Linked DNA regions of Mus musculus: region 2 is linked to region 1. Evidence: chromatin loops called from intact Hi-C (ENCODE). Cell type or tissue: left cerebral cortex. All regions are shown on one strand. Links, peaks and the distances in the headings refer to the core of each region. The heading gives the core; the rest is flanking DNA. Region 1 overlaps Myo16 (myosin XVI). Region 2 has its middle 46 kb from the start of Tnfsf13b.

Evidence for each region. Hi-C counts contacts between places; a loop is a spot of excess contacts. Peaks named below come from ENCODE experiments on the same cell type or tissue, not always from the same donor. Only the 100,000 strongest peaks of a DNase experiment are listed, where the experiment ranks them.
Region 2: it touches region 1 in a loop (5-fold over the local background); 29 of 42 quality-filtered maps call a loop at or near these places.

The regions. Positions count from the first base shown.
Region 1 is chr8:10,399,443-10,407,442 of GRCm38, forward strand. It overlaps Myo16 (myosin XVI), which reads left to right. Exons shown (of 35, transcript NM_001319151.1): 14 at 1,042-1,147; 15 at 6,094-6,211. Among named protein-coding and RNA genes, the nearest start is that of Gm51561, 27 kb to the right of the region's middle. In left cerebral cortex, for the core only: CTCF peaks have their summits at 3,360 (motif pointing left) and 6,230 (motif pointing right); DNase peaks (open chromatin) are centred at 3,362 and 6,222.
Region 2 is chr8:10,047,914-10,058,187 of GRCm38, forward strand. No RefSeq gene overlaps it. Among named protein-coding and RNA genes, the nearest start is that of Tnfsf13b, 46 kb to the left of the region's middle. In left cerebral cortex, for the core only: a CTCF peak has its summit at 5,717 (motif pointing right); DNase peaks (open chromatin) are centred at 1,455, 2,838, 5,794 and 5,965; H3K27ac peaks cover 1,737 bases.

The sequences.
Region 1 (8,000 bases), core at 1-8,000:
CCCATACTATAGTCATCAGGTGCTGAATATACCCTCAGGGCTCAGGAAACCCTGAAGAAAGGGAGGCAGAAAGAGTGTAAGAGTCAGAGGGGATGAAGAACTCAAAGAAAATAAAGCCATCTAAATGAACATGGTCAATGCTCATATGAGCTCACAGAGACTGAGGCAGCAGACACAGGGTCTGCATGGGTCTGCGTCGGGTCCACCATATATGCATGACGGCTTCCAGTTTAGTGTTTTTATGAGAGTTCTGAGTGTGCAAATGAGTGGGCCTCTGATTCTTGTGCCTTCTCTTGCGATCTTTTCCTTCTGTTGGTTTGTCTTGTCCAATTCCAATGTGTTAGGTTTTTTTTTTAATCTTTTCTTATTTTGTTTTATTATTACCCTTTAGAAGCCTTTTCTTTTCCTAGTGGGAGACAGAAAGGAGTGGATCTGGATGACACTGGAGGTGGGGAGGACCTGGGAGGAACAGAAGGAAGGGAAGCTGTAATCAGGATCTAGCATGTGAGGGGGAAAATGTATTGTCAATAAAAGGGAGGGGGGCAAGTTGAATATCTCCAGAATAGATATTCTATAAATTAGCACCAGATAAGACATTATGTTTAATTTGCTTTACAAACTTCATTTTAATGTCACACCATAAAGTTAGTAACTTGTTTTTGTCCCAGGAGCTTCTATGAATCAGGTCGATGGAGCTAAGAAGAGATCATTCATCAAGTTGAGAGTTCAGTTATTAACATTTCAACGTTTTACTCGAAAATGCACTTTAATTAATTAATTAGAACATGGCTCACCCTTCAGCCATAGGAAGACAGGTGCCAGGCAGTCCTCTGGAGTTCTGACATCCAACACCTACTGACAAGACAGGACACCTGCTGGCTTGGTGTTTAGGAGAAACCTATCCAATTGACAGTAGAGCTGTCCCATCAATTCCCTGGCAGCATCATTCCTCCCACCATCCGTGAGTCTCAGAATCATCTCTGGTTCTTTTTCTCCCTTTTCTAATCCAGTGAATTTGTGTTCTCCCCCATTTTCTCTCAGTGGAGAACGAGGGTCAGGGAAGACCCAGGCCAGCAAGCAGATCATGAAGTACCTGACCAGCAGGGCCAGCTCCAGCTGTACCATGTTTGACTCCAGACTCAGGCATGTAAGTCGATATGGGAGTGCATGGATTGGGCCAAGAGCAACGCCACTTGCAAATACAGGGATGCATCACCATGGTCAAAGATAATGCCTAGGGCTGATAGTTCTGCTGGGGATTTTCTGAAAAGCAACACTGGAGCAATCCTGAGAGCAAACAATAAGCCTGCAATGTTTTTAAAAGAAGTGGCCACGGTAAACATGGATGATTTTAATCTACAGCTATTCATTAGGCTTGCACCCTCTTCAGCAACACATCGGTTCACTCCACGGCTCTAATGTAGCAGTTGGAGTCAACTTGGGAAGACTGGCAAGCCTCTACTCAAATATGCTAACATACCGGTGCCTGATACTCCCAAATGAAAACATGAATAAATCAACATGATTATAAGATAAATGCCAGTTAACTAATGGAAATAGGAGAATCTATTGACTTAATTGAAATGACAGGGAACAATAGTCTCCCCTCTAAATCACTAGCTAAGATAATCATCTATTAAAATGATCATTGGCAAGAGAACAGGCTCTGGAATTTCTCAAATGCAGTCTGATCACTTTATATAAGTTGGCTTTGATATTTAGTTTACGTGACTACTTTCCAACTCCTGTTGAGCTGGTTGGGTGTAACTCTCTCAAGTCTGCTGGCACTGGGGGATGAAAAAACCCTGGCTCCATGGAGATTTCAAGTGATTCCCTGTATGTTTTCTTCATTCTTCATGACATGTTTAAATCCCATCTTAACCATGGGATTCCCTACGTTAGATACCATCCACACAAACATCGTTGTCTAAGTCCATGAAGCCCAGTGCAGGTTCAGCAAAGCATCCTGAGGAATTGACAGGGCTTTACGCAAGAGTCAAAGGAATTTGTCAAGTGATTTGTAAATCTGTGTAACAGTACAGGACATCTGTAAAATTCAGTGGACTTGAGAGGTGGAAACTACTAGAATCTTCATGAGATAAAGATTTGGCTAGCAGAATCGAATCAGTAGATAGAGCATCCTTCGTGCACAGGGCTATTTAGCAGTGAGGTTGAGATGGAGAGCCAGCTTAATTGAAAGGAAGCTCTCAGGTGAAGACAGGTGAGCTGTCCTGAGGCTGATTGTGAACCCTCAGTGGGGGGCCTTTCACTGGCAGACACACAGAGAGCTGCACAAACAAACCTCACTAGGGGAAGGCTGGTGGCATCTTAAGCAGACTGTTGTGTGATAGAAGCAGTGAAGGTCTTGTTCAGTTAGCAAAGATTATACACGTGAAAGGAAGCTAGAGAGATAAAAGCAAGAGCGATTGGGGCAGAGGGCATCTCCAGTGACTGTCACACAGAAAGTGATGAAGGAACCTCCTGCAATTGGCACAGCAACAGCCTTGTCCAAGCCACATGCAGCCACCCCCACAAGATTAACGGGGCTGTCTGAGAGGTCCATGGCCTCTCTGTTCATCTTCCTGGGACATGGTACTCACATGAACCATGAGGAAGGAAGGAAGACAAAGACATGGCTGGGTCTGAAAGATGCTAAGGAGCGTGGGACCTGAGCGAAGGCCAGTCTTGCAGGGCATCCCTGTCCTATGAGAGGTCTCTCGGTGTGTTTGCTGTGCTGTGTACTCAGGGGCAGGTGGAGTCCAATGCTCAGATGGGTTGCTCTCCTCCCCTAGGTCTGCGAGCAGCTAAGCCCCCAACACTACTTTGTCTCTAACCCGTTTATCTCAATCTTGATGATCAGGAGTGGGTCTTTTCTGTGTCATTGGACTTATTGAAGCAGAAAACCACCTTTTTTGAAAGAAATTGCCTGGGACTTCTTGTCCATTCCATTCCAAATGAGTTTCAGACTCACTCAATTCTGTTCCAATGATTTAAATAAGCCTTTATTGAGAAGTCCCTTTGGAGAGGAGAATGACAGGCTAAGTTTGATTAATGGGTGTGTGGATATTCATTAAGGAGCCCCTGGACCTTTATTTCTAGGAAATACAATATAATTAGCTACTTTCACAACACATAGTCACTTTAACTATTAAAACTTATACCACACAGTATAAGTGGGGAAAAATCAGTTCAATAAAATTTTAATCAGTAAACATTGAGGGTGCAAATAGGTATTTTTTCTATATATTTTCATTTAAATTTTTATGGCTATGTGCTCTTCTTATAATCTTGTTTCAGAGTCATATACCAGTTTTAGCTTGTCTCAGCATTTCTCCTAATACAGTTACTTAGCGCCACCTATTGGCCGACTAGTTAATAAAGAAGAAAATAGCTGGCAGTTTCAAGCTTGGAACTGCCATCTGGAAGAACGCAGAAGTGTGCACTGAAAAGGTCGTAAGAGTTTACAGTTCTTAAATGGCTTTAGTGTCACATGTCTTTATTTCTAGGCAAGACAAATTGGACAAGGTTATTATGAAGCTAGGATTAAGTGTGTGACTCTGCAGCCAGACTGCCTTGGTTCAAATCCCAGCTAGGAGTCTATGGTCCTGACAGTTGATTCTACTTCCTTGATGAGACAGTTGAGACTCTGATATTCAAGGTTGAAAACCGTCACACGTACACACGTATTTACACATGTAGCTCATGTTAGGGTGCGCGTAGGCACATAGTAAGCACAGTAGATGTGTGTCTACAGTCAGTCACTAATGGGAGGAGAGTCATTATTGGTCATGCACATGTCTGCTCTGTGTCGGGACAAAGCCACGTGCTTTAAACGCAAGACGCAGCAAGCACCCAAAAGTCATCCTGTGTCAGAGTTCAGCAGAGTGAGGTTGGGAGTTGAAGGAGCTTGCTCTACCTTTAGAGCGTGTCGCTTGCTCACCTGAGATGGGGAGGCAGCTGTCTGGGTACACATCACCCATTATTCATGATAACCTTTCTTATAAAATAATAAACCACCACTTTATTGTCAAATACAATACAGAAATGCCTCAAATCTAAAATATTTTTAAATCATCCTATTTTACGGCTTTTAAAAATAATTATTTTGCTGTATGCTCATGCAGTGAGAAGGGATTACATTGTTAATTTTAATATATGCATAGCTACCTATTCAATGTAATTAAGAAAACATAAATCATATTGATCACAAATGAACTGGCAATTGTGTCCTGCCTGCTATCAATTTGCTTTGGGTTGTATTAATTTTCAGGCCCAAATAATAGATTTTTGTAAAGATTTAATGTCTCTTCAGAAACCTAAGCTTCCATACCAGATGGTTAAACACATTTCATTATATTTAGCATTTTTGATTTGTGATTGGGATCAAAGTGTCGCTTTATAATAGTCAATCATGCAGAATGCTTCTCAAATTAATAAGTGCCCAGATATGACAAATGCCAAGTTTTTATTTAAAAAAAAACTTAAGAAATAGACTCAATACATTTGCTTAAAATGAATAATGATTATCTCAAAAATAATGTCATAAATTAAAGGGTGTAGGATGAGGACCCATTGAATCAGGAGAGTGGCCTTTGGCCATCAGGTGGCTGGCAAAAGCTGGGTTTTATGTATTTGTAGAGTCTTGAAGGAGAAAGGACTTGCCGGGTTTACACACAGCTGGAGACTTGTTCAGTCATGATCCTTGCTAAGGTCCCAGTCAGTTGATGGACAAGAACTGGATTTTAATTCATGCTCAATATTTGAAGAAACTTGTTTAGAGAATATGTCATATCCCGGGTCCAACAGAGGGGCTTCACACTAGAGTTTTAGAACCATGGGATCTCAACCTTTGAAACAAAGCACAGGGCAGTGGGGGAGCGGGGGGCATGACAGTGACTTCATTGGTTGTTTAGTTCTGTTTCTGCAAGAGAGGGTGGGTTGCAATGGGCCACAGTGCAGCCAGAAAAGAGGTTAGCAAATCTGAATATTGACGCACGTATACGCGTGCCCAGGGATTAGGAAGGACTCAGGTTTCTGTCATTTCTAATTCTTCTTTAAAAAACAAAACAAAACAAAAAACCACGAAGGAGCTGGGGCTGGTGCCCAATCGGTAAGAGTGTAGAAAGGGCTGAGGTCAGATTCCAGCACCCATGTAAAAAGCCAGGAACGTCATCTGTGAGCTTGTAACTCCTGGCCTGTGGGGGTAGAGACAGTCATGAAGCTTCCTGGCTGTCAATTCAGGGAAAGAGCCTGTTGCGAGGGAGGAATGTGGAGAATGACAAATTAGGTTACCCAAGGTCATCCCCACACATGTGCACATATACCATCAGCCCCTCCCCTGCAGTGTGTGTGTGTATGTGGTGTATATGTGCGTGTGCATGTGCGCGCGCGCACGTGTGTGTGTGTGTGTGTGTGTGTCTGTGTGTGTGTGTGCGTGTGTGTGTGTGTGGTGTGTGTGGTATGTATGTGTGTGTGTGTGCGTGTGCGTATATGTATATGTGCGTGTGCGTATATGTATATGTGTGTGGTGTGTGTGTGGTGTGTATGGGTGTGTGTGTGTGTGTGTGTGTGTGTGTGTGTGTGTGGTGTGTATGTGTGTGCATGTGCATGTATGTATATGTGCGTGTGCATGTGTGCATGTGTGTGTGTGGTGTATGTGTGGTGTGTATGGGTGTGTGTGCACGTGTGTGTGTGTGGTGTGTATGGGTGTGTGTGCATGTGCATGTATGTATATGTGTGTGTGCTGGGTGTGTGTGGTGTGTATGGGTGTGTGTGTGTGTGTGTGTGTGTGTGTGTGGTGTGTATGGGTGTGTGTGTGTATGTATATGTGCACGTGCAGGTGTGTGTGTGTGTGTGCGTGTGTAGAACACTGGCCTCCATTTCTGTGCAGGCAGGTAAAATATGTGACATTAATAGTGGCTACAGTCTTGTGTGCACTTGTAGTTTCCACCTGAGGCGAGGACAGCCTGCATTATGTGGAGAGCACAGAGCCTTCACCAAGCAGCAACATAGTCCCAGCAGCAAGGCTGCAACGGTTCTCTGTTTTTATTCATTTTAAGGGGCAGTCCAATCAAATTCTCTCTCCTACTGCAGGCCATATACATCGTGGAGGCCTTCGGACATGCCAAGACCACACTCAACAATGTGTCCAGTTGCCTCATACAGTACTGGGAACTGCAGTGCTGTCAGAGGAGAAAGCACATAACTGGAGGTGAGTTTGCATGTAGCCAGCAGAGGGCGCCTGCTCCTAGAGAGACAGAGGCCATGGGGGCTGTGAAGCTTACATTCACTATCTAGACAACCCCAAGTCAGCACACAGCAGAGAGAAGCCAATGACAGCCCATCACCGGAAGAGAATTCACTCGCCACCACTTATGGATTTATAAACCTCTTATTCGTACCCTAGAACTGTCTTATAATAACGATGACCAGGTGTGCCCAGAGGAGCCTGGGCTGCCTTGTGCATCCTGAGGCGTCAGGTTTCAAGTTCAGACTTCACTGGGAATCAAAAATATTCTCAAGTGCGAGGTGAGCCTCCCCAGGAGGAGTGCTGTATAAAGCACACAACACAGAAAGAAGGACTTATCAAAAAAGACAAACAAACAAACACCTGACAGGAGTAGTCCTCCCACAAAAATGCAAACCCTCAAACAAATTATAGCCACGTGCAGTTCCTTCACATGGCGCCCAGTGAGATCTGTTTAAATCAAATCTGATTTTTTTTAAATGATTGAATTACAACCAATCTAAACATTAAAGCAACCACCAAACTAAACTGAAACAGAATCGGTTTCTTATTTGCTTTAAATATTAGCTGTGTATTTTTTTTTCTGGAAACTCATTTACAATTCAAGATTTTACTGACCAGTAGCAGGTTCTGGGCACAGTCTAAGATTCCTAGGTGAGAAATTCCCAGAGACCAGACAGGAAAGGTTGTGACTGTCCTTTGCCACATGGCTGTGCAGACCCAGGTGACGCCTGTGGTCAGGTTAAACTGGCAGTCTGTGAGCAGTGTGGCGTCCCAAGTCACTCACTGGCCACTTGCTTGCTCCACTGTGTGGCAGGACATTCTGTGGGGAGCCTCAGAGTCACTGATGTTTGAGAGCATAGCTCCTACTAAGCCTAATGCAGCCTTTCGCCATCCTGATGCTGATGTTGAGAGCCTGGATATCACAAACATAGTCCACGCACTGCCAAGGAGAGACCCTGCATCTGCCTCAGAGCTCACCTCTGCTCCTTGTAAAAGGAAACTGAAAATCGTGTACTCTGAGACAATTCATCATGAAACTCAAGTCTGAGTGCATCCTCTTTGAAGAACAGGCAGGGTGACGCTGATACTGGGCAGAAGAGACTCAAGTGAAGACTGTGATGGACTTATCCATTTTACCATATGGACAGGACTTGAGAACAAAAGTGTGCTGTGCCGTGTAAAGATACAGTCCATGCCAATCAGTTAATCACAGGAGCATCCATCATAGAGGCGCAGGGGTGCTGGGAGCTTTCCTGTCATGACAGTGATATGCTCAGATACGTTGAGGGAGTGGAGGACAGAGCCTTGAAAGCAGTTGTATGCAGTCGGAACACTAAGGCAAGGTCGCTACAAAGATGCTTGCTTGTGCCAAGAAAACTCTCAGTCTGGAGAGGAGACCTCTGACCACTGCTAGTCTGGTATTCTGAGGTCCCGGGAAGGATACGGCAGCCTTGCTTCCCTGGTAATGTGAGCATCCATAAATGAAGTGGGCAAGAAGCCTGGGAATGTTCCAGAATGTCAGGCTCTGATACCTGCTGTAACAAAGTGTTGTGTGGGACTTTTCCTGGAGGGACCCAATACACACACAGAGAGACGACACAGACACACAGGCACAGACAGACACACAGACACACAGACAAACACTAAGATGGAAGTCACAGAAGAGGATGCCTAATGACAACTGCTGGCTTTCACATGGATGTTAGAGAGTGCACCAGGATGTACACACACACACTACACATACCACACA
Region 2 (10,274 bases), core at 1,328-9,327, 350 kb before region 1:
TAACTTTGTAATGTTCCCAACCCAAGAATTGATCTATACAGAGACATTGGAATATCTGTTTATCTTAATTTGGTCACATATTATATACATCTGTCAAATGTACACACACACACACACACACACACACACACACACACACACACACACACACACTGATTACATGTATATTGAAAAGAATGAGCTATAATATGGCTGATGGTTTTCTAGCTGTCCACTCAAAACCAGTGACCCAAATCCTCTCCCTCTTCTGCCCTTGAGCACTCCTCCATTGAAGGTCAGCGTCTCACAGCCTTACTTTCTGCCTTCTGAGGGTGATAGTACAGTTTCTTTATGTTGGCTCCTGTCTTCTATGATTTCTGTTGTAATAAACACCATAATCAAAAGCAGATTGGGGAGGAAAGCTTTTATTTGGCTTATGTGTCTGCACCATAGTCCATCATGACAAGAATTCAGGGCAGGAAGTCAAGCAGGAATCGAGAGGCAGGAACTGCAGCAGCGGTCATTTAGGGCTGTTGTAAATTTGCTTGCACCTCATGGATCCTGCCCAGTCTACTTCTGTAAGCACCTCAGGAGCATCTGCCCAGGGAGGGCACTGACCACAATGGGCTAAGCCCTCACACATCAGTAATGATGCAAGGATAATAATTGTACCACAGAGTGCCCACAGGTCAACTGAGGGAGACTGCTTTTCAATTGACATTTCTTCTTTCTAGGTGACTAGCTTGTTTCAAATTGGCAAAACCTCGGAGAGATGGCTCAGCGATTAAGAGCACTGTTTGCTCTTCCAGAGGTGCTGAGTTCAATTCCCAGTAACTTGGTGGCTCACAACCATCTATGATTGGGATCTGAGTCTCTCTTCTGGCATGCAGGTGTACATACAGAAAGAGCACTCACATACCCACAATGTACCCAAATTGGCAGAAATCATCAAATCCCCAAGACTCACCAAAGCTTCTGAATGTGGTATTTCATGCATGGTTACCATCTTGCCTTTACTTCCTAAAACAGTCTTCATTCATGGCAGAGGGTGCAACTACACTGCCTTCTTATTCATTTATAAAGAGCTTTCAGGTTTAGTAACAATGAATAAGGTTTAGTAGTCCCTGAGCCTCAGAGGCAACCACATCGAATTCACTCGCGGCTGAGATAGACCAGCCAGGTGGGCAGAAGGATTCGTCTGGGCTGTGAACTGACATAGGCCAGGGCCATCTTAGTGATTCTTATTAACATGTAGATTAATGTTAATGTGAATGGCTGTGTCATTCTCATTGACCTTGGAGTCCAAACCCATCAGTTCTGGATGACTGTACCAGACCACAACCATGCGAAGACACAAGTCTGTGCTGTATTTCAGGAATCCTGCACAAAATCTTAAGCTGCAAAAAATCTTTCTGTAAATCTTCGCCCACACACTCTGCCTTGACCCACAAGCTGTACGCTGGTAATTATAGAGAATGTATGTATATGCAGCATGGTTGCGGGGGTGGAAGGACTCCTGCTTTGTCTTCGTTGTCTGCAGTTGGATGCCAGCATCTCTGCTCTGCAGGCGCTCCCTGGTTTAGCCATGGAGATTCTGCAGAGCTCTGCATTTAGCATTGCTCAGCTTTCCTTTCGAAATCCCCGGGTCCCTCAGGTCCAAGGCCAATTCCAGCTAAGTCCCCTCACTATCTCCCGTTGCCTGGTGCAGGCTTTGGCTCAGAAGAGCCTTCGGTTCGTGTTTCATAGTTGAGAAATGGCTATGTGAACGGCATACACATCTACATTAATGAGGACAACTTTTTCTTCCACTCCCGTTCTTGGATCTGAGCATCACAGGACAGGGCTCTGATAGAGGCATGGAAACATCTGCCTGTTTCATCAGAGACTCTCAGTGTGAGCGCTTTGCACTTCACTCATCTGCAGAGTCCATGTCACCTTTCAGTGATCTGTAATACCTGTGAGAGTAGAGCACTGAAGGCAGAGTCAGAAAACCACCTCTAGCAAACCCTGTTATACTACTACTGAGGTGCACTAACTCTTGGGGAATGCTCTGAAGAACTGAACCTGGCCAGGCAAAAGAAATATTGTACATGCCCCCCACCTGCCCCCGAGGATGAGGGCACAAAGTAAGTCTTTTTGCATAGGGCTGACTTTTTATGTGCTTTTCTGTTGGGGTAGGGGTATGCCTCAGTGTTTGTTTGTTTGTTTGTTTGTTTGTTTGTCTGTTTCACTCTGCAGAACCAGAAAAGAACCAATGAGGTAGGACCTTGGGGACTAGTAGACCCTCAGAAACACATACACTTTCCAAATCTGTTAGTGGACATCTATGGCTGAGCCCTGAGTCGGCTGAGGGCAGATCCAACCCACAGAAGCTTAGGCCAAAGTGTCTGCAGAGGTAAGACCTGGTACACTCCTGAGAAACTGAGGTTACAGATCCCACCCAGCTGTCAAGAATCCATAAATCACCCCAGCCCTCTAGTCTGCACTCTCACACACAGAAATGCTGACACACAGAAATGCTACTTTCAAGAAATAAAGATTTGGGTCAGTCAGGGACAGAATAATTTATGTATAATTCATAATTTTGTCTGCCTTGTAGACTCAAGTACTTTCAACTATTTATATTCAAATATACTAAATTTACACATGTATTTTCTATTTTTTTAAAGCAAGCATCTTTAAAGGAATGGAAAGTCACGTTCACCCTTTTAACTTTCCGTTCTGTATTCTCATGGGTTAAGAATGTGTAAAATTATCTCCCTGTCCCCTTGTGTCTGCAGTTTCATTTATAGGTGTTTAGCACACTTCTCCTGGGAAATGCTTAGGCTTTGCCTTTCGTTTCTGAGTTTAGCTGTGTTCCATCTATGTTCACATATACATATACAGCCTTTTATCTAAGTGCCCAATGGGTTAGGCAGCTTCTGAGACATGGCTGCATCTGCTGTGCACCGGCAAGGATGCACGTGATACCTTGCCATGGTGGTCCTACCCTTTGTGGTGACATTTTGGTTTCTAATCATTAAAAGTAGACACCCTAGTGCTACCACCTCATACGGTGACATGAAGGGAGGATAGCAGGAGAGAGTGCTGTGCTCCCAGGCAGACCCATAGCCATGCTCCTGTTGTCTAGAGCACTCTGACAGGCACCTTTTACAGTTTGCAAGTGCATATTCAAATGCTCCAAGGGGAGGCCGCACCAATGTTTTAAAATTTTGGACCATGGGATCCACCAGAGATGGAGACCTTTGGTCATCGTTGAGGGAAGTTAACTGAGTGACTATGTAAGAGCGGGGAGGCATCACGATCTTGAACAGCATTCATTTCTCCAGTGTACACTCTATTCTCTTGGGACTAAGCAGCTATCATCCAGAGCAGCTGAGTCACACTGCTCTGAGAGCTTTCCATAACTCTCTGGACTTCGGGATGCAGACTAGATCTTAGCTTCCCACCCAGGATGTCTCCCGAAGTTGTACCACCATCCTTCATTATGAAAGACAAATTACACACACACACACACACACACACACACACACACACACACACACACCCCACACATATATTTACACAAACACCACACACATCATATACACTCACATACATGCACACACACACAAACACCTCCCCACACCAGACACACTACACACACACACACACACACACACACACACACACACATAAACACCCCCGCTATACACCACACATAGTACACACACATTTACATACACACACTCACACACCACAACACAACACAACACACACACACACACACACACACACACACACACACTTCACTGTCTACACAATCTGTGCCAATGACTGACTGGTCACATCACACCATTAATAAATGGCAGTGTGTGAGAATGCAATATGAAAGCATTTCATTTCTGACGTCACAGAAGCTGGCAGCTGGCTTCTGGAGAAAACAGGAAGATAAGGAAAGGCATGAGCAGAGAGGACTGAGGTGAGGCCCTAATGCTCATAGGCTATGTTATCTGTTCGAGTTTTCTTTTGTTGCTGTGCCTAAGCTCCCTGTCTAAAAGTGGAATAGGGCAAAAAGTGTTCCTTTGGTTTCTAATTCCAGGCTACAATCCACCACCACTGCAGGGAAGCAGCTGAGAATCAGCTGCAGTAACCACACCCTGGTTTAATTTTTACACAGTAACAAAACCCCCTTGTTCTGGGACTCAGTGCAGATAAAAATTTGGTTTAACAAATGCTGCCTGAGGGATTCCTTCTTGGTGCCTTTGTTTCACTGTGATAGAAAGGTGAATGTTTGTTCTGACACTGTTCGTTTAGTTTATAGAAACACCACTTCCTTGTTAATGTTTGAACAAACTATCCCACTCAGAGAAGGGTTGTTCCCATGTCAGTCCCTCTAGAAGCCTCTCATTCGCCTGATCCAGCCAATTGATCTCTGCAGCTCCATCTCCAGACCTCTCCATCCATCGCCGAATGGGCACAGGTGACCGTGCCAATATTGCTTAACCAAGTGTATACTTCCCCCCAGGACAATCAAGTAAAATAACACTCACTTTCTCCTGAAACGACAAACTCCTTTCAGTCTACTGGTAGGGTTTGTAATGTCTTATCTTTCACTATTCCTGTATCTTTGACAATTTCTTAAATGTATTTTTATAATTTTTTATTTAAATCTTTGTAATATATTGAAGTAGATGAAATTATCTCCCCTCCAAATAATACCCATAAGACTATCCAGAGTGTCACAATTACCAAAGTTCGAGGACCTGCATCTGTCAATGTATTTGCTGTTACAAACAACAACAAAAAGCCAGAAGAAATGATAACTTAACAAAGAGTGAGTAGAGTTATGGCCCCCAAAGACTTAGTAGACTCAGATATTTTAGCAATTTATTTAAGAAGCACTATGATTGAGAAATCATTTGCTAAATATTCATTTTCAATTAGGCTTTTAAGTGGAATGTCTCATATTCACCCCAGTTGTAGTGAGCCAAATTACTTTGGCTAAATTGCTTTCAGCCTAATCAGATGCTATTTCTTAATACGAAGCCTCCTGTAACTACTAGCAATTAATTGAAGCAGCCTTAAAGATCCTCTTCCATTAGAGAGATTGTCTTCAGGGATCAGTCATTTTTATGATGTTTGTGAGAAAAAAAAAAAACCAGAATAAAGAACAGGTTCCCTACTGTCAGCTGTCAGGGTATTCCCTCGGTTCTGTTCTGCTGCTTGCTTAAGAAGGCTCAGTGGTAGAGTCATTGACTGTCATGCATGAGTTTGGGTTTAGTTCCTAAACAAGGGGGAGGGAGGGAGGGAGGGAGGGAGGGAGGGAGGGAGGGAGGGAGAGAGAAAGAGAGAGGGAGGGAGAGAGAGAGAGAGAGAGAGAGAGAGAGAGAGAGAGAGAGAGCTGCTCAGAGCAAACACCCAGATTTCTGACCTTAATCAGGAACTTGTGTGAAAACACCCTCTTCTTAGAAGAGAGGCAAGGCTCTGTGAAAGAGTACTTATTTATTTAAGCTCACTGAGAACAATAATGCCCTTTGAAAATGATGTCTCGTGTAATTTTAATATTACAAGAAACACTTTCTTTGTCAGCCACAAATTCAAAGCTTCACAAGATCATATTCTCATCATTAAAAATTTTATATAATTTTCAAGCGGCTTAATTTATTACAGGGAAAGATTAAGACCATGAGAAAATTGGGTTTCAGTCCCATCCAGCGTCTTAATGTTGAGCATAAAAGGCTTTATAGTAGTTGCCACTAGGTGGGGGCAGCACAGCAGTTGCTTCTGCTCGGAGCATCTAAGAATAGAAAGCCTTTCTTAGAGATAGAGAGGAACCACAAATCTGGAATGCTTCTGCTAATTATAAGCAGCCTCTTTGAAAGAGGAGTTGAATTTAATTACAGGGACTTCTTTCCTCCACATCACCTGTCCTGCTTAGTTAGGGAAAGCCCATACCCTGGCCCCACACTTTCTTCACTCTCTTGTGTTCATCCCTTCTCAGGGGCTGCAGCAGATGACAGCCACGCTGCAATGGTGAGTGAGGGCAGAGCAGAAGACATCTGGAGAGTGTGGGTGAGCAAGCTCAGCATAGGAAGAGCTCAGTGCTGTATCTCAGAGACAAGAGACCTGATCTTCTTTAACACTGCAAAGCAGAGATGCATTTTGATACAGTGTGCCTATTGCCAAGAAGGGGTAAGACAAAGGAAGACTTTTGGAAGGCACTTAGGACCTGACGTTCTGGATGAGAACTGACAGGACCTTGCTTTTGCTTCTGTATTCTCTCTCTCCCTTCTCTCTCTCCTCTCTCTTCTCTCTCTCCTTTCTCCCTCTCTCCTTTCTCTCTCTCTTCTCTCTCTCCTTTCTCTCTCTTTCTCCTCTCTCTGTCTCTCTCTGTCTCTCTCTCTGTCTCTCTCTCTCTCTCTCCTCTCTCTCTTCTCTCTCTCTTCTCTCTCTCCTTTCTCCCTCTCTCCTTTCTCTCTCTCTTCTCTCTCTCCTTTCTCTCTCTTTCTCCTCTCTCTCCCCCCTCTCTCTGTCTCTGTCTCTCTCTGTGTCTGTCTCTCTGTCTCTCTCCCTCTCCTCTCTCTCTCTCTCTCTCTCTCTCTCTCTCTCTCTCTCTCTCTGCACATATATATGGATCAGTGCTCAGGAGTACCCAGGAGAGTTAGATCCCCTGCAGTCACAAATAGTTGTGAGCTGCCTGACCTGGTGGTACCAGGACCCAAACTCTCTACCAGAGCAGCAAGGGCTCTTACCTTCGAGCCAACTCTCCATCTTTGTCTACTTTTGATGTGACTAAGACAACAAGGGCCCCAGCAGTAAATATAGTGTGCAGCTAGTGACAGACCAAAAACTGTGGTCACTGTTAGCGGTTTTGGTTTCCAAAATACTGAAACTGACTATGGGCTTCACAAAAAATTGTTATTCTCAATTTTTTCACACATTAAACACGGTGAACATCCACAACTGCTTGAAAGAAAATCACCTGCTTCCATCAAGGTAATGGTCTGAAGCATCGTTATTTACAGCTGTTAAAAGACAGTTGTTGTGGGCTGGGCATGGAGGAGCAGCAAATCTTTTCAATTAAAAGACAGATTTAGTGCTGGAGCAACAGCTCAATGCTTAAGAGCAGTGGTTGCTCTCACACGGATTAGGGTTCAGTCCTAAGCATCCCAACAAAGGTTCACAACTGCCTGTAACTCCATTTCCAGCAGATCTAACCCTATAGCTCACAACTGCCTGTAACTCCAGTTCCAGCAGATCTAACTCGATAGCTTTTTTTCACATGTAAAAACTTGGTACAACCAGGCACATACATGGTGCAAATTACATATGTGCAAGCAAAAGCACTCAAATGTATAAAATTAGAATAAATTAATCTTAAGACATAGAGTGGCTGAACAGATTGGAAAATTGAGGATTTAAACTGTGTATGGCAAACTTGAGGAAGTTGACCATTCTCAGCGAAAGAAGTAAGGGCTTGGCTCTCTAGACTACTCTGGACCCCTGAACAAGCTGAAAGCTTGTGTTTCATGGAATATACAGTAACGAACAATATCTTTTACTAACCATGGCATTTGGGATACTTTTTGCGTCTTCTAAAAGAAGACACATCAAGACTAAAAAGTCTAGTCCCCTGTAATGTAATCTTACCTGGAGATTGAGAAACAGGTGTTGCAACATTCGAGTCACCCAGAATTCACAAGGGTGAGTCTCAATCCAATTGGACAGACGAGGAAAGCAGATCTTGAACTTGGCCTCACACAGGGAGGCTATCATGTGAGCAAGACACTTATCTCCAGTGAAGAGGTGAACACAGGGCAGCCCTTGCCCATGCACCCTCCGGAGGAGGCTGAGGCATGCTGAGCTGACTGACTTCTCTGGCCTCCTCAACTGGAGAGAGCCACTCACTGTTGTTCCTCCATCTGGTCCTTATGGCTTCACAGCACCCCTTGCAGACTCATGAGGATCAACAAAGCTTATTCTGGAAGCAGAGGTTTCTCATAAACATTTCAAACTGAAAAGATCCCACCTAAGAAACTCATGCTATGAAACTCGGGGACTTCCAGTGAGTAGCCGTGAGGAAGAAACATTGTAGCTAGACTTAGGGAGGATGGTATCTAAGGCTGGCAGAAACTTGGGGCTGCTGGTTTCTGATACAGATTAGCAGTAGATCTCCTTTGGCTGGTGACCTCACACTCTGGCCTGCTCTCTGTTTTGCTTTCATCATTCTCTGTGGGAAGACCCTGCTGGCAGGTCAGGGAGTGTAGTTTCCATTACTCCTATGCCCCATTCATACAAGGAATAAGTTGGAAATACTTAGAAATATTCCTGTGAGTAAAACAAATTTACTTGTGTTTCTTATCCGTATGACTTGAGGATTAGATATTTCTGCGTTTGCTTTTGTGGAGACATCTGCGAGCTCGAGGTCAGGAATCTACTATTTCCAATCTTATTCTAATAAACACATGATTGAAACTTGCTAAATATCGCTGCCAAAGGCACTCTTGTCACATGATACATATAACTGTAAAGGATTCCAAGGGGTCTGAGTTAATTTTTGAGGTTAAAACTCCTAAAACTCAACTAAACACCCGAATTCTGTCACCTTTCTCTTTCTGTATGCCACAGGGTTTACGGTGTAGTGAGGCTTTGCTGAAGGGGCTGGGTACTGAAATGGGAGGAGGGAGGAGCCTCAGGTAAAGAGGACAAGGATGCCATCTGCATGCTGTGTCCTCACTGGCACAGTCGGCCTAACCTGCACTCTGGATGCGGCTGAAGCAAATGAATGATTTGAACAGGAACATAGTCCAGTATGTAACCTGGACTTGTAAGACTATGGAGACTTCCCAGCAGTGGGTGGTTTGTCAGGGTGAAAGAAAGCATTACAGGAGGCCTTGGAAGGCAGGCAGACCACATTCAAGCCACTGGCTCAGAGGAAGCAGCCTGTGGAAGCACATAAGCCAGAGGGTGGACATAACCTACTACAGACTGTGGTATTCCTTCAGATCCATCCTATTGAAAACAATGAGTGTGGCCATGGTGTGACTGTGGCTGTGGCTTCTTTGGCCCCTGCAGCCTTCCTTGACCACAGAAGGTTCTGTGCACCCGGGAGGACCTGGGGTGACAAGCAAACATCATACTCACCTGAGGCCTTGCTGTGTCTCTGCTTCAAGTGTGGTGTCTTCCTGGTTCCATGGCAAGCTCAAGTGGAATCAACCCCACTCTATATCCCAACTCTCATTTTCATCCCTCCAGAGCCCTGGCCATCTCTTGTGGCTGGTTGAGAAGTTTTCCTGTTGCCTTTAAGACTGGATAACACATCAGCAAGCATTGCTTGGCTGTCTGTTTCAGCCACGGGGGTTGCTGTACCTGAAAAGAAGCAGTTTTGACCCCACAGGTGCACCAAGCTGAGTGCAGCAGATGAGAGATGTGCGAGGAGAGGAAGGCAGGGACTTCACTTCATTCACTAAACTTGGCTGAGAAGGGAGGCTGAGAGAAGGCGGATGCCATGCCCTCCTGTCTCCCAGCCTTGGTCAGCTGAAAGGCTCTCTGCATCCGATTAGATGGATGGCTCTTTACAGTGCTCACTGCATCCTGATGGATGGATGGCTCTTCATTTAATGCTTTGCTATTTAATACTCTGGTCGCATAATTAGGTACTAAATGCTAATAACATTGACTGCATCTCATTATTTCATAATTCATTGAATTACTTACTCCATAGCCCAGGTAATCCTAAAACTATACTCGTCAAATTTGATTTGGAATTTGGCCTTGCACAAAGTTGATGTTTTGTTTGTTTGCTTGGTTGGTTGGTTTTGGTGTTTTCTGAGACAGTATGTAGCCTTGTATTGTCTCATACTCACTGTAATCCTCCTGCCTCAGCCTACTAACCAGAGTCCACTATGCTCAGCCAAAGTCAAACTTTTTAAAGTACATTATAGCTTTATTCTCTTTATTCTTTAAAGAAAATACTTATTATTTGTTTAGCGTTGTGGAAGAAGGCTGCTCACCTAATAAGGTACGTGTGGTAGTCAAAGGACAGATTAGGTGTCAGCCCTGCCCTCCTCCACCATAGAGGACCTGGGGAGAGGACTCATGTAGGGTTCTCACAGATTCTATAGAGTATGCAGCTATCAATGAGCCAGGAATGATACTGTCCTGTCTCTTACCTAGTGTCCCTTTCCCAGGGTGTGCTTGTCTCAGTCCACATTGTGCTACTGAAACCCGACCACAGGCAGCATACTCCATAGTGAACACATGTGTGCTTGCTCACAGTCCAGGACTGAGAGGACACAGCTGCCAGGGGCCTT